Linked DNA regions of Homo sapiens: region 1 is linked to region 2. The links are chromatin loops, found by intact Hi-C in ENCODE. Cell type or tissue: tibial artery. All regions are shown on one strand. Links, peaks and the distances in the headings refer to the core of each region. The heading gives the core; the rest is flanking DNA. Region 1 overlaps ITGA9 (integrin subunit alpha 9). Region 2 overlaps ITGA9 (integrin subunit alpha 9).

Evidence for each region. Hi-C counts contacts between places; a loop is a spot of excess contacts. Peaks named below come from ENCODE experiments on the same cell type or tissue, not always from the same donor. Only the 100,000 strongest peaks of a DNase experiment are listed, where the experiment ranks them.
Region 1: a loop joins it to region 2, with 2.5 times the contacts of the local background. A loop is called at or near these places in 1 of 110 quality-filtered maps.

The regions. Positions count from the first base shown.
Region 1 is chr3:37,809,654-37,817,987 of GRCh38, reverse strand. All of the region lies in intron 27 of ITGA9 (integrin subunit alpha 9), which reads right to left. The region is part of intron 3 of ITGA9-AS1 (ITGA9 antisense RNA 1); the gene reads left to right. Among named protein-coding and RNA genes, the nearest start is that of ITGA9-AS1, 48 kb to the left of the region's middle. In tibial artery, for the core only: a CTCF peak has its summit at 3,243 (motif pointing right); DNase peaks (open chromatin) are centred at 5,277 and 6,267; H3K27ac peaks cover 4,727 bases.
Region 2 is chr3:37,757,933-37,766,266 of GRCh38, reverse strand. The region is part of intron 23 of ITGA9 (integrin subunit alpha 9); the gene reads right to left. All of the region lies in intron 3 of ITGA9-AS1 (ITGA9 antisense RNA 1), which reads left to right. Among named protein-coding and RNA genes, the nearest start is that of ITGA9-AS1, 100 kb to the left of the region's middle. RefSeq lists an enhancer at 1-1,759. In tibial artery, for the core only: a CTCF peak has its summit at 3,252; a DNase peak (open chromatin) is centred at 472; H3K27ac peaks cover 3,775 bases.

The DNA.
Region 1 (8,334 bases), core at 31-8,030, 52 kb before region 2:
TACCTTGCTGTCATTTACATCTTTCTCTCAAACCCATGGAATTTGTGCTGTCTGTGCACCACAGTCAGCAGCACATTCTCACTTAGAACGGGCGTTTCATCCTGACCCAGGATGGCAATTTCCTCTAGCTTAGTTCTGAAAAGACCCTGCCCTTTGATGTTACATTTGGTCTTACAACTTTTCACATATGGTAAGACAAGTGTCTAGTTTTTCTCACATAGTCATCACCACCAAACAGTGAAGCAACGTTTGTAGCCCAAAGCTTACCTTTCCTCCCATGCTCTGAGAGACTCGGCATCTCTCGTCCTTGGCTCACTAACATTGGTGGGCTCTGTTTATGAGGTCAGACATTCCTCTCTGCATCTTCCTTTAAACAAGGCTGACTGTATCGGGTGTACAAATACCCCAGCTCCCTCTCTCCTTGGGTGGGATAACCCTGAGGTGTACGTTCTACCAGTTTCCCCATGGAGCTTGCCTGCAGAGGTAACCAGCTTGATGACAAATCTTTTATTGGCTTCCTTCCCTGCTCTCCAACAGTTTTTCCTGAGATCACCTTCCAAATAAATGACTTGCCCTCAAATCATTGTTTCAATCCCCTTGAATAGAGGAAATCAAACAGAGACACACACTTGACCTGGTGCTGGTAGGCTTGCCACACTGCAGGTTGTGGTACCATGGTATCATCAGCTTGCAATTCCCAAGTCATACTGGAAAACCCTTAAGACTCTCTGCAGTCTGCTGCCAACAGTGCATGCACATATAAGACGTGTCCTACACAAATCGTGAAGCAAACCCAGCTGTCATGGGCACATCAAATGTTTTTGTTGTCTGTGTATTTGTCCTCATGCTTCTTCACTGTGAGCCAAACATCCAGGGAAGCATCACAGCCACCCTGATGGTCATAAGCTCCCCTGAAGAAGGGAAGGCAGGTGGAGCTGAGGAGCTGTCTGTTGCCACCATCTTTCTACTTCCCTAAAGGGGGTTTATTGGCCAAGCCAAAGACGAGAACTGTCAAGAGAGCCAGCAGGTATCTTCACCCACGTTGCCAAGGAGATCCTGAGCATTCACCGTGAGGGGAAGTCGATAAGGTGGTGCAGTTTGAATGACTGGGAAAGAGCAGAAGCTTTCTTAGAACAACTGGCAAGAGTCTTGTGTTCTGAGCTTCAATCCTCAAGGCCAGTTTTGTAAACAGATATTGAGTTCCTGGTGATTTCAGCCCTGGAGGTTTCTTCCCAGCATAAGACCACATTCATCAGAATGCCATGTTCTGACGCCCCCACACATATACTTTTCTCTCCTGAAACCTCTTCACCTTCTCCCCTCTGCAAGAAAAGGTGCTTGGCCAGAATTTTCTGGATAATTAAGAAAAAGTCATAGACATCATCCCCACAGCACACCCACAGAAGGCCAGAAAAACGGACCAAGACTGAATGGAAATCTAAGAAGCTACTGCTTGAAATGTCATTCTTTTGCGATAAAGATGTGGTTGGCTAAGAAAACATGGCCAGATGTGGCTGGTCACATGCCATGAAGGAGAATGTAATCATGAAACTGTGGAAGGATGTAACAGGGAAATAGGATTCTCTAGCACATACCTTTGGCTGCTGATGTTGTAATGTGTCAATAATCCCAGGTCACTCAGTTGTAATTCCAGAGAAGTCACATTTCCCTACCATGGCACTATCAAGCAGAAACTTAACAGTCTGCCCCCTTATTATCTCCTGCATTTGTCTTAGGACTCTTTGAAGGCAGGCTTTGTGCTTTCAATCCCCAGTACTCAGCATCTCACCTGTCCTTGGTACCAGCGATAAATTGCAAAGATGCCCACATACCCTCCACACCCTTTACCATGTGACTCTCCAGCTCTTCCCATCGTGAGGTGGAGTCTATTTTCCCAGCCTTGATTCTCCACTGAGACTAGCTTTGACAATTGGATGAGAGGGAGGAGATGTTGTGTCTGTTACACAGTCCCCAAGGGGCTGTGCACACTTCCAATTACTTTCTCAGAACCCTGCCCTGCTTCCACACAAATGCCTATGTCTAACCTGCTAAGAGACCAGTTTTTTTTGAAGCCCTCCCAGACTAGCCAACTCCCAGCTGCCCGCAGAGGCACATGTAAGTCTCGCTGAGCTCAAACTGCCCCACTGAGCTCAGTCCAAATAGCCAACCCACAGAACTGTGACCTGCATAGATGGATATTGCTTTTAAGCCGCTGAATACTGGGGTGGTTTGTCAAGTAGCATAAGTTAACTGGTACAGACTCAATATTTTTTTTGCTGACTTAATGAATCAGACAGACAGCTGATAGGGCTCTAGATTTAAACAGCATCAGTTAGTGTGCCTTGCTGAACTGGACTTTTCACTTTTTTTTTTTTTTTTGAGACAGAGTCTCACTCTGTCACCCAGGCTGGAGTGCAATGGCGCCATCTCGGCTCACTGCAACCTCTGCCTCCCAGGTTCAAGTGATTCTCCTGCCTCAGCCTCTCGAGTAGCTGGGACTGCAGGCGTGTACCACCCTGCCCAGCTAATTTTCATATTTTTAGTAGAGACGGGGTTTCATCTTGTTGGCCAGGCTGGTCTCAAACTCCTGACATCAAGTGATCCGCCTGCCTTGGCTTCCCAAAGCGCTGGGATTACAGGCGTGAGCCACCGCGCCCGGCCTGAACCAGACTTCTCTTGTTCATCTCTAAGAGCAAAAGCTGGCTCACTTTCTCATCACTATGCTAGTGTAAGGATTTGACATAGACAGTGTGTTAACAATCTGGAAAGGATTTAGAGCACCTGAACTCACTCTTACATGTGGCTTTCATGTGCTCAAGTTTTTATGTATGCAATTCTTGCTAACAACAAGGTGAAGGCACTGTCATCTCTTGCAGGCACCCGGAAGCAAGCTTCTTTCTCTCAGTGGAGTGGTGTCAGCATTAGGCCTGAAAATCACCCCCACCCACCCCTGGCTGAAACAGCCTTGCAAGCTCTATGCCCCACTCTAACACTGCAGGGTCTCCAGTCCTGTTCCTAACACAGCCTATGCGTAATCTCTTGGATGGGAGATCAGAGCTACCACTGATGTATGTCTTCCTTTTTTTAGAGTCTGAAGACCATTTCTTAAAACATAATGCACTCTCATGGCTAGGGAGTTGTAGGTACAGTAGTGCAGGTGCTACACTGCATTTAAGGGGCTGGGGGATACCACTCACATCACAGATATCATGTATGTGTATAAGTTTATTATAACTGTTTTCCAACAGATGGCAGTAGAGTGTCTTGTTCTCATAAAATCAGAGTTTTCTGAATTTTTTCTGACAGATGGAAGTAAAGAGTCTTTAGGAAGCGGTGCTATTTACTATTATAGTTTGCACAAAGGTACCCTATAGTCTAGTGGTGGCTCTGTCAAACTAATATTGTTTCTTTTTTGGGGGGGTGGGGGATGGAGTCTCGCTCTGTTGCCAGGCTGGAGTGCAGTGGCACGATCTTGGCTCACTGCAACCTCCACCTCTCGGGTTCAAGCGATTCTCCTGCCTCAGCCTCCCAAGTAGCTGGAATTACAGGTCTGCACCACCAGGCCTGGCTAATTTTTATATTTTGGTAGAGATGGGGTTTCACCATGTTGGCCAGGCTGATCTTGAACTCCTGACCTCAGATGATCCGCCTGCCTTGGCCTCCCAAAGTGCTGGGATTACAGGTGTGAGCCACCGCGCCCAGCCTGGGAAGGTTATTTTCTGGCTTCGAGCCATAGTGTCTTCGTCTCTGCCTAAGAGATCAATGGGATTCTCAGACCTCTTCCAGCCCTGAAACATCATGACAGCTTTTTCTGTTTTCCCCAAAGTGAATTCAAGGCTCTAGACTGTGGGCCACACAGCTGGGTACTCAGGACTCACACTAAGGGGGAACAAGGCACAGAGTCTTTGTCCCATCTCAATTTTTCTCAAAGATTTTTGAGAAATTTTTTGAAAATTCAATTTTCAATTTTTAAAAATCTGTTAATTTTTGAAAGAAACAAATAAAACAGAATTTAATAATATTTTAAAAGATTATGAGGTCTTTGAATTCACAAAACACATGCAGTTATGTTCACTTATTTAACTTTTATAGTCTTTTGAACTGTGGGATTTTAAGGTCAATTTTACCGATGAGGAAAGTAGGCAAGGCTTGATGGAGTTGAACATGCAGCTCTGGATCAGATGTCTTATAATAAGTGTCAGAATTGAGGACTTGCTAAGTAAGTCTAGGACTCTTAACTCATGTAACATAGAGACTGCCTGATTACCTCATCAAGAACAGAAAAAATATCAGTTCTCTAAAAATAAAAACTCAAAATAAGCAACCCATGAGAACAAGTCACCGAAAGTAATTTGCAAGAACCAGAAAAAAGCATGTTATCTTCTAAATGCCCTAGAGGCACAATATTATTCCCAACAGTTCTCAATAAATGCAAGTCAATAAATAAAGAACAGGTCTTCCTAGCTAACATTTTCTAATAGAATGTCAATCAGGAATGAGGAAGTGAAAAACTAAATTTAGCAAGGTTTTTGTCATCCCCTTAAGTAAAGATAATGACTTCAACTAAAGATAATGGCTAAAGATAAAATATAAAAACTAAAGACTAAAGATAAACACTAAACTAAAGATAGTGACTCTGAATTTGATGATCTAACAAGTACAAATAATCCCCAAGTTACCATACCTCGACTTAACAGTTTTTTGACTTTATGATGGGTTTATTGGGGTATTAAATGCATTTCTGACTTAAAATATGATAAGTCAAGGAGCACCTGTAGTTCCTTTGCTTAAGAGATACATGGTCTAAATCTGTAACTCTTCATACACATGCCAGGAAACCCACGAGCCCCTTCAGCCTGCTATAGTACTTCATAGCCAGTCCTACCTATTCCATTACTGCCAGGACCCAAAGTCCCCCTACACTTGGGAAATTAGCACATCCCAAGGTTAAGTAGGCCTCCTTCAGACATACACACCCGCTCATGTGAGCACGCATGGGTGCCTTGGGGAGAGCTTTGAGAAACACTGGGCAAATCTCTGTTTTTGTTGCCAGCTGAGCCCACCCTGAAGGTGCTGGGAAATGATTAATGATGGGCTAAGCTGGATGCCCAGCAGCCCCACACTCACTTCCAAGCCAATGGAGTCAATGTTTTTCTGCATTTTTTCTGGAACCTTCCAGTGCTTGCTTCACCATTTGAGGGGCAAGCGGCTCTGTTAACTGTTCTATCTGTAGCAGAAGAAACATAGAAACCCTAGAGGAGGTGACTCAAGCCAAGCTTTGCTTGGCTGGAAGCCGAAGGAACAGTGTGCTTTCTGGTTTTTGTGTCTGCTGGTCCTGCAGCTCCAAAGAGCAGCTCCCTGAACCCTCGTAACAGACATACACAATTTTCTCATATAACCATGTATCCAAAAGCAACCAGAAAACTCCTAGGGAAACAACAGATTGCCCCAAACAGCCTTACTTAGATGGGTGCTGCGTGAGGCATGAGGCCTGACTGAGTTCTGGGGTATCCACCCTGCAGCAGCAGCCTCTTCCTCCCCAGCCCCCTGCAGGGTGAGAGGGACCAGCTGGACAACACCATGACATCTGGTCTCTTGGGGGATCCTACCCACTCCGCGGCCTTTGGGTTGCTTCCTAGACAGTGATTCTGAGGACCTGGGACAAATTCCTTTTTTGGACTAACTCAAGACTTCATGTTTATAGTTCTCTTCAGTTACTTGACTATTTACATAGCATGTCTCTGTCTCGAGATGTCGACAGTGCAACATCAGCCCAATATTTACTCCCAAGCATAAACAAGCCCCCACTGAATGTCATTGGCACATGGTTCTAATTGAGGCAGTGTGAAGGGTGTGTGTGCAAGCACATGGGCATGTGTCTGTTCATTTTTTTTCTTTGGAGGAGAAGCAAGGATGCCCTCCCAGCCCAGTTTGAAGGGAAGGTGATAACCCAGTGACCTCTGGAGGGGTTGCCAAACCTTACACATTCTCTGAGCCATTTCACAGATTTGTTTTCTAAGTGTTTCTGCCTTAGGTCAGAAGTAATGCTCTCAAATAAAAACCATGAGCCCAAAGCCAGTCCTAAAGCAGCAGGCTCTTGGAACAGCCCCAGCTGATAGAGGGTTTGAGGCAGCCCTTTTCAGAGGGCTGGCAAACACATTCTGCAGCCTGTCTCTTTGCCACTTGAGCAAGTAGGTCCTGGGCCTCCTGGGAAGACATGGCCATAGGGCTGGCCAAGCAGTCTCACTTCCCTTTGCTCCAAACCATCTCGGTTTGCAAAAGGGTCAAATGGGAGAGAGAGGGTCCTTGGTTGACAGCAGTGAGGGAGGATATGGTCTCTCTCCTTCACTGAGTGGTGGCCTGTATGTTTTGGCAAACTGCAAACAAACAAGGACAGAGCTGGGGAGGGGAGGAGGGTGAGAGGGAAGCAGAGAGAAAGACAGGGAGGGAAGAGCTTGGAGCCCTAAATAAGGGAAGGGGGGTGTCTTTCTTCAAAAGGAGAAACACCCCATCATCTTCATTCTTTCCACAGAAACCAGGCTGGCTTATATAAGCTGAAGGTATTTCTTAAAGGTGCCAGTCACACACAAAGTTGTTATCCCTCCTGCACCTCTGAGCAATTTAACTTTCTCCTCCTAAACAGGCCTTTATGATTGTCTTGAAGAGATGCCAGGCCCAGGCATCTTCCAACCCAGTCAGGAGCTGCAGGAAAGGAGAGGGGACTCATTTGGACTTTTCTTCCTTTAAAAGCATTTCATATTTCAAAGTTTTCTTCCTGCATGGTGGTTTGGCTGGCTACTGTAATCCTCGCACATAAAGTTTAAATTATGGCTCCCAGTGTCTGCTAACATCTCAGCTTTGGGAAAGCTGATTAGGATCCATTTCAGAATTTGAAGAGCGGTCTGGTTAGCTTGGGGCCCTCATTGTGGATTTTGTGTCAGAGCCAGGGCCTGCTGCCGCCAAGCATGAGAAGATGCCTGAGATGCCAGCAGATGGGCTTTCTTGAAGGCCGCCAGGAGCTGCACAGGGTCAGAGGCAGATGAGGGGCTGGTCTGGCTGAGCACATCAGCAGGGAGCCTGGAGCTCAGCTCTGGAAAAGACACTTGCTGACACGATAAGGGCTTTCTGATTTAGGTAAACAGTAGCACCACAGTGCATGCGTAGGTGGGGCCAGGGGCTGGTGGCACAGGCCAAGTCCTGCTCACCTTCAGGGCTTTGCTGAAGCTGATTTTCCTAAAGGTCTTCAAGACTAGGTGAGGGCTCTGTTGTTGAGGCCAGGCATGGTGGCTCACACCTGTAATCCTAGTAGTTTGGGAGGCCAAGGTGGGTGGATCACTTGAGGCCAGGAGCTCAAGACTAGCCTGGCCAATATGGTGAAACCCTGTCTCTACTAAAAATACAAAAATTAGCCAGGCATGGTGGCGCACACCTATAATCCTAGCTACACAGGAGGCTGAGGCAGGAGAATTGCTTGAACCCGGGAGGCGGAGGTTGCAGTGAGCCAAGACTGCACCACTGCACTCCAGCCTGGGTGACAGAGTGAGACTCTGTCAAAAAAAAAAAAGAAACAGACTAGGTGAGGGCTGTTGTTTATTTATCTTTGTCCCTTTGCCCAGGGCCTGCCACCTAGTAGGGACCTACTACTCTTTGCCTAGTGAAGGTGCTGGCCATCTTGCAAGCATAAAGCATGCAGACCTTCAGGCTTGTGTGGTGCTGTGAATGCGGCGGCATGGCCAGCTGCTCTGCTCAGCTTTCAGTACCATGTCACGATTCACGTTTATGCAACACTTTTGGGAACAACCACTTTTGGCTCCGGACCTCAAGGCAGCAGCAAATGACCATAGGTAGCAATGCCAAGAGCTACTCTAGAAGGACATTCAAGAGCCACGGTTCTGTAAAGGGAAGAGGACTTCAACACTGTCCCCGCCAACCGCTGTCTTCAAAGGCCCTCAGTGAAGTGGGCAACCGGTCAGCAGTGGCAGCTGGGTAACACTCAGTGGCTTTCCCCTTGAAAGGAATGGAGGAAATTACATATGGAATATGGCAATAAGCCGGAAACATTAAGACCTCCCGTATAAGTCAAATATGAGGCTGGAGTTTAGACCATCAATTAACAGGTCTTTGGGTTACTGCACCGTACTGTCAGTGTGATACCGAATCACTATTCACTAAACATAATGTATCATTCTTAGGTTGTAGACATGGGAATCAGAGTTAACAAGAGGTCTGTAGTTGAAGTTCTAGAAATACGTAGGTCTTTAAAATAATCCTACATTTCAATTGCCCTTTTAACCTCTTATAAAGTCTTTTGAGACTTTATAAGTCTCAAAAGTC
Region 2 (8,334 bases), core at 191-8,190:
ACATTGAGGCAGTTCTTTTTGGTCTGAAGAAACTTGGGGTGTATGTCAGAAAAGCGTTTTCCTGTTTTTGCGCTTCCGAAGCATACACAATTAGTCCTTGGCAGGTTAAATGAGAACCATGTGTTTCTCGGCAATGGCCGATGAGCCCTGTTTATCCTCAGTGAGATTTCCTGTTATCGACTTTGGTAACAACCCATCACCCCTGCCATGGCAAGGCTCTGTGTCATGTTGCTTTTAAGGAATGAACGTAAGCAAACTCCTCACCACCAACTTTTGACGCCTATTCATGTAGCAGACCAGAAAACACCAGGCACCTACGCATCGGCATTCAACTAGCCTACATGCTGGCAACAAAGTGTTAATGCTTCCAGATGTCACAGCAGCTGTGAGCACAAGACATTTGGGCTCCTTGATAAGGCCGGGCGCCTTCAGTCAGCAGGGAGACAGCACTGCTGGCTTGATTTATTCTCTCTGGCCACACAGGTTAAAGGGCAGCCTCTGAACCACACTCTGTACGGACAGCCGGGACTGAAGCTTACCCCCACCTTCCAGAGGGTGTGTGTTGAGTGTAACTTGTGCACAGAAACACACACGCTTTCTCCCTCTAGCCAAGCTCAAATTAACCAAGAGCCTAGGAATGTAACTTTTGTTCCAGAATTCAATCAGCCATCTCCCTTCTTTTAAGTGTTTGGCTTCTGTTGAGAAAAAGATTTAAGGCAAACCTAATCCTGACCCATTTCAGGAACTTGACTATTCAGCTTGCATTCATACATGTGCAGAAAGAAGAAAATGCAAAAGAAAAAGAAAAGAAAGTTTAGGGCCATTACTGAGATCAGCAGTGTCTGTGTGAGAGAAACTGAGGGGGAAGGAAATATGTGTTCAAATCCCTGACCAAAGTTTGTAGAGTTTAAATTTGCTCTAAGAAGCTTTCGTTTCTGATAAGTAATTCAATCTCTTATTTCAAAATTTCACCTTCTTATTCTCACATTGAAATTAAGGCAACCTCTGCCATGGGTTAAAGGAATTTGTTCAAAATATTCCTACTGGGCGATCTCAAGTAGAGATGGGGGGATGTCCTGGAGCCAATCCCCAGGAGATACAAGGGGTGACTGTGTGTCTGAGGATGCCACTAACAGAGTGGAAGCAGCCATTTCTTTCATTTGTCTCACCACTCACTATGGTCTCGGCACCAAATGCTGCAAATACACAGAAAATAAGGACCTTGCCCTTTACTCTCATGGTGTTTTTAATCTGGTGGAAGAAGACTGATGATAAGAGAGTAATTTCACATAGTGACAAGTGCTATGAAGAAAACAACATACAAATGAGATAGAGAGTAATGGGGGTTTGCAACTTTAGGTAAAGTGTTCAGGGAAGACTTATTGAGAAAGTGAACTCTGGGCTCAGATCTGCATAATAAGAAGGAGCCAGCTATGCAAAGATTGGAGGGAACAGTGTTCTCAGCAAAGGCAGGTGCAAAGGCCCTGAGGCAGGGCCATCTGTGAAGGCATCTGGGAAGCCTTGACAGAGAGGACATATGAACTGGGTCTTGAAGAATGAGTAGCTTTCCACAGCCAGAGGGGAGGAGAAGTCACTAGCAAGGGCAGGGGGCCCAGGGAAGTACAAAGTGAGAGCCTTCAGCAGCATTCATGGTCCAGGGAGGCTGGAAGACAAGGTCAGGGATGAGGGGCTATTGGAGAAAATGGCCTGGAAAGTTGGGTGGGAGGGAACGCCGGGTTTTGGACCTATGGCTTTGGCCATTAAGATTTCCTTGATTTTTTTTTTTTTTTTTTTTTTTTTACTGAGAATCTCGGAGTGTTTCTGAGCATTATACGGATAAATTATTAGGACTAGAAGTTGGTGTAGAGAAATTATTAGGACTAAAGTTCTCAGATAGTAAACCAGGTCCTTACTTCCTGAGTGATAATGATTCATGATGAGGAGGGGTTGGATGAAGAGGCACAGGATTTGCTGCTCAGTTTTGAATTTTTATTTGGAGAATATGGAGAGAGCAAAGAGGACACCCTAGGATGGGAAAGAAAATTAAAGGAATTGTAATCTTTTTTGGAAGAGAAGGGGGAAGTCAAGGTAATAGCTCAACTTCTCTACATGAGGGAACTAGGCAATTATTTTTCATTTTAGCTAAGAAAGGGTCATGGGGCATGGAGAATTGTGGATAGTCATAACAAGGGATTTGAGGGATACCAGAATGGCTTAACAAAGAGAACTTGCTGGAAAAGCAGTTCTGTGTACTGGGGAGACATCTCGATTGTATTCTGTCCAAAGGTAGAGGGTTGGATCATATAATCCCCCAAATCCACCTCTTCCTACATGAGAGGGGTTTCTAATCCTTGTTAGAAGGAACCTCTCACCCAGAGAGCTGGCTTGGTACAGTCAACCATTGAATTTCCACAAAAAAAATTGAGGGTGAAGGCGAGGAAAAAAAGAAGCATGTGTTCATGATGGGGAAGAGCAGCATAGATAAAAATGTGCATTGTTCATTTTTGTTTTGGGTTATTTGCTGGGCTGTTTAAAGTGCCAGGTCTGGCTCTTATACAAGTCTCAGCTCCAATAAGCTGGCTGCAGGGGAGACTTCTTGTTGCAATTATCCTCTAAGCATAGCTAAGTCATAAAATCCAGGACTTTTCTGATGTGAAATGTGCAGGCTTTAAAAATCAGTGTCACTGTCAACTGCTGCTGCCAGCAAAATAAGTGATTCACATTGTGGCAGAAAACTCCCCCAGAGTGAAAGCTAATGAGAACACACACGGAGACTTCTGGATGTCCAGTCGGAACCCCACACAACGGCAGCATGGGGGCTGGCATTTCAAAGGTCAGAAATCAAACAGGGCTGAAATCAAGGGGGAGAGAATTCTCAGAAAAGACATAGACTTGGCAAGGACTCCATGGGCAAAGAAATTCTCATTGCAAACTCCCGTAAGATAGCTTTGGTCCCTGCAACTTCTGAATAAAGGTCTCCGTGAAACTGTCCCTGACCACTCCGTTTAAAATTACAGCCTTTCCCAATCCCTATCCTCTTGCTTTTTAAATTTTTCTCCAGAGCATTTACCATCATGTAATAAACTATATGCTTTACTTATTACTCTTTCCCCACCAGAATGTAAGCTACATGATGGCTGGAAATTACTTTTTGTCTGTTTTCCTCTCTGCACTAGGTGCTTAGCATATGCTGGGCGCAAAGTATTTGTTGAAAGAATGAACATGTGTATAAAAATATCCCCACAACAGCCTCTTGTGGTGAGGACTGTCATCACCATTTTACAGATAAGAAAATGGGAGAGCAGAGATTTAAGTCTCATGCTTTAGACCAGGGCTTCTTAAATATGAACAGACAAAGGAATCCCTGGGGATCTTGCTGAAGTGAAGGCTCTGACTCAGCAGGCCTGGGTGGGGCCTTAGTTCTGCATGACCATGCCTCAACTTCCAGGTAGTGCTAGAGCTGCTGGACAGCTACGCACCCAGACAAAAGGATGGCGCAAGACCCTGCAAGTGGCTAAAGGAAATCAAAATGTTTTATCCCAAAATAGATTTCTTTGACATCGTTTGAAATGGCTGCTGCTGGGCCAGCAGACAGAAGTGGCCTTGCAAAACTGTCTCTTGTGGGGAAATTTTGCACCTGTAGAGAATCTCCTTGAATGCAGCCAGCCCTTCTCTTTCCAGGCCTTTCCCAGATCTAGGACAGATTGAGTCTGACACCTTTACAAGTCTGAAAAGAAATTCACCATCTATTCTCTCTAGGAGTTATGACCTGGAAGGCTTCATCTACATAACAATGCCACCTTTGCTAGCCAAGCCTCCTTCTTTCTCTCCCCCATGACATGTCTTGCCATTAAAACCTGGTTGTGGTCATGCTCTGAGCCTGCATTCTTTCTATAACCTCAAGATGGTATATAAGCTTCTGTACCTTACCAGGGGATTGGGTCTTCATTCTGAAGCCTCCCCTGTATACAAGTTAAATAAATCTGTGTGCCTTTTCTCCTATTAATCTGCCTTTTCTGAGTTGATTTTTCAGTGAAAAAGACCAAGGGTTCCCCTTGACCCCACACTGTACAGTTGTGGCAGGATGAACCCCCAAATTGGGGTTTGGCCTGGGAGGGCCGGTGGGTTTTGGCTTCCTAAAGGAAAGAATTCAAGAGGAAGCCCAGAGAGTAAAGTGAAAGCAAGTTTATTAAGAAAGTAAAGAAATAAAAGGTGGTTACCCCATAGGTAACACAGCCCCAAGGGCTGCTGCTTGCCTATTTTAATGGTTATTTCTTGATTAAATGCTAAAAAAGGAGTGGATTATTCATGAGTTTTACAGGAGAGGGGCTGCGAATTCTCAGAACCCAGGGTTCCTTCTGTTTTTAGAGCATACAGAGTAACTTCTAGGAGTTGCCATGGCATCTGTAAATTGTCATGGTGCTGGTGAATTATCATTAGTGTCACCATCTTGATTCTGGCTGTCTTCAGCTGGCTTCTTTACCACATCCTGCTTTATCAGCGGGGTCTCTGTGACCTGCGTCTTGAGAAACAAGTCCTGCTGAACTCCTATTTCACAGTGAACCCCACTGTTAAGAGTGAACGTCAACTTAGCCACTTACCAATTTACCTTGGCCTTCCCTCTAACTCTTCCTTGCCTCAATTTCCTTAAGAAATTATTATGAAGATTAGATTAATTTGTTCTTGTAAAGTACTTGATACAGTATCTCTGCACTATACCTATCTGTAATAAGTTAGTAAGATTTCATACTTTTTGGTCTGAATCTAACAACTTTCTCTCAGAATCCTAAGGGAGCATTATTAAAGTTATATTCTGCTTCACCAAAATAGAAGTCAACATTTATGCTGAGAACCCTGATAATATACACCTACTATCAGAAAATTAGAAGTTTCTCCTGGATATATTATGTGAAAATTTTGAGACAGGTTCCTAAAAGTGGAATTGTTGATATTCATATTTTAAATTTTGGTAGTTATTGTCAAATTGCCTTTCATACCAGCAGTATTTGAAAGTGCTCATTTCTCTTCATCTTAACCAACAATGGATCTTAACAATTTTTTAGATTTTTGCCAGTTTAATGAGGAGAAAAACCTCATTTTAAGTTTGCATTGCTCTGATTACCAGTGAGGCTAGGCATCTTTCTATATGTTTATTTGCTATTAAAATTTCTTTTTGAACTCCTGGCCTCAAGTGATCCTCCTGCTTCAGCCTCCCAAAGTGCTGGGATGACAGGCATGAGCCACCACACCCAGCCCCTAAAATTTCTTCTTTTGTGAATTTCCTGTTCATATAACTTCAACCATTTTTATAATTTTTGGTCTTTTCTGCATTATTTTGTAGAAGTAATTTATATATTATCTATTTGTTACCCATGTTGCAAATATGTTCTCCCAAATATCTTTTCCCTTATGATGTATTTTGATCACATAAAAGTTTAACATTTTTATAGGTTTAAATTTGTTAATTTTTTCTTTATGGTTTCAGGATTTTATGGCTTGCTTAGGAAGAAGAGCTTCCCATCTAAAGATTATGAAAATATTCAGTTCTGCAAATATTTTTTTTAACATCTAACTTTAATTCACCTGTTTTTTGTTTGTTTGTTTTTTTCTGTGAGGTACAGGCTTTCTCTAATGTCTTCCCAAATGGATAGCCAATTGTCTTCATATCATTTATTGAAGAGTTTATACACTGCCACTGTTTTGGAACGATATTTCATCAAATTTTTTTTTCTGCCCTCTTTTCTCTATCGTCTTTCTCTGCAACTCCAATTGTGTATATCTTGATAAACTTTGTGGTGTCCCACAAAGCACACCAAAGGCCTCTGGGGCTTCAACCATTTTGCTTGTGTTTTATTCTTTTTTCCTTCTGTTCTTCAGATTGGAAAATCTGTACTGTAATCCAGCTTCAAGTTCACTGATTCTGTGTCAGCTCAAATATGCTATTGAGCCCCTCTAATGAATTGTTCATTTCAGGTGTTTTGCTTTTTTTTTTTTTAATTAAATTGAGACAGAGTCTCACTCTTTTGCCCAGGCTGAAGTGCAGTGGTGTGATCTCGGCTCACCGCAACCTCCGCCTCCTGGGTTCAAGCAATTCTCCTGCCTCAGCCTCCTGAGTAGCTGAGATTACAGACGACTCTCCTGCCTCGGCCTCCTGAGTAGCTGGGATTACAGGCATCTGCCACCACTCCCAGCTAATTTTTTGTATTTTTGGTAGAGATGGGGTTTCACCATGTTGGCCAGGCTGGTCTTGAACTCCTAACCTCACACCCGCCTCAGCCTCCCAAAGTGCTGGGATTACAGGCATGAGCCACCGTGCCCAGTCAGGTGTTTAACTTTCTTTTATTTATTTGTTGTTTTTTTTTTGAGATGGAGTCTTGCTCTGTCATTCAGGCTGGAGTGCAGTGGCACATCTCGGCTTACTGCAATCTCTGCTTCCCGGGTTCAAGCGATTCTCCTGCCTCAGCCTCCCGAGTAGCTGGGATTACAGGCACCTGCCCACGACACCTGGCTAATTTTTGTGTATTTTTAGTACAGACAGGGTTTCACCATGTTGGCCTGGCTGGTCTCCAACTCCTGACCTCAGGTGATATGCCCAACTCAGCCTCCCAAAGTGCTGGGATTACAGGCATGAGCCACCATGCTCAGCCCATGTTTTACTTTCAATTCCAGAATTTCCCCTTGGTTCTTATAATTTCCATCTATTTTATTATTCATTTATTTAATTTCCACTTATTTTAATTTATTCATCAATATTATTACTGATATTCTTTATTTGATGAATCATTGCTGTCATACTTTATTTAAACTGATTTTAGTTCTTTAAACATTTGTAATAGCTGCTTTGAAGTCTTTGTTAAATCCAACATCTGGGTTCCTCAGTTTTTATTAACTGTTTTTTTCTTCCTGTATAGCACATGAGAAATATATATGATATATACAGTGTCTGTGTGTATTTAAATTGGACATTTTAGATAATATATTGTAGCAATTCTGGATTCTTACCCCTCCCATTGAGGGGTAGTTGTTACTTTTTTTTTGTTTTGTTTGTTTAGTGACTTGCCTAGACATAGTCTCTGGAGTCTGTTTTTCCTGGAGTGTGCAGCCTCTGATGTTTCTGCTGGCAAAATATATATTGCATGTATGCATATATATGTATGTGGGTATATGTGTGTGTGTGTGTGTGTGTGTGGGTATATATATATGTATATATATATTTATCACTTGTTTTTATTTTTAAGCCTGGTTTTGTAGGGGCTGTCCTGGATCAGCACAGCTTAGTGATCAGCCAGTGACTGGTCAGAGGCTGTATGTAAACATCTTGATCTAGGAAGGTTTTCACCCTCAGTTGGTGGGTCTGTGTGTGTCTCTGGGGAAAGCATTTGAAGATCAGGCAGTTTACAGTCAGCTTCAGCTCTTACCTTCTGTATTCACAAGTCCTCAGGGCCAATCAGTTGATTCTCTTGGATTTTTTTAGGGAGACAATAACAATTTTTACAATAGGATACTTTTTTTTTTAAGAATAAAGGCTATCATTTCTTTTTATTGTTAAGGCCTCCAACACAACTAAACTGAAGAGACACTAGCAGGGACTCATGCCTGTTCCTCACTTAGCTTGAAGTTTCCTATAGGTTTCTGGCAAAGGGTCTTTGTCAAGTTGAGGAAGTCTTCTATGCTTTCCTTACTGGAAATGTAATAAAATATCATAAATAAATGTTGAATTTAATTTTTAACTTTTTAGAAACCCTTATCAAGATTATCATTTGGTTATTTTTCATTTAATCCTTTTATTATTAATAATAATATATAATGAGTTATATTAATCAGTTTCCTCATGGAGAACCAACTTAGCATTCCTGGATTACATCCTGTTTTACCCAGACTATATTATTCTTCTAATAGGAATCAATTTGCAATTTTTTTTTTTTTTTTTTTTTTTTGAGACGGAGTCTCGCTCTGTCGCCCAGGCCGGACTGCGGACTGCAGTGGCGCAATCTCGGCTCACTGCAAGCTCCGCTTCCCGGGTTCACGCCATTCTCCTGCCTCAGCCTCCCGAGTATCTGGGACTACAGGCGCCCGCCACCGCGCCCGGCTAATTTTTTGTATTTTTAGTAGAGACGGGGTTTCACCTTGTTAGCCAGGATGGTCTCGATCTCCTGACCTCATGATCCACCCGCCTCGGCCTCCCAAAGTGCTGGGATTACAGGCGTGAGCCACCGCGCCCGGCCCTCAATTTGCAATTTATTTAGAACTTTTGTATCTGTTTTCAAAGTGAGTTTGGCTCACTGCTTCCTATTTTTGCGTGAGTGTGCCCGCTCTCCATTTCTGGTTTCTGTA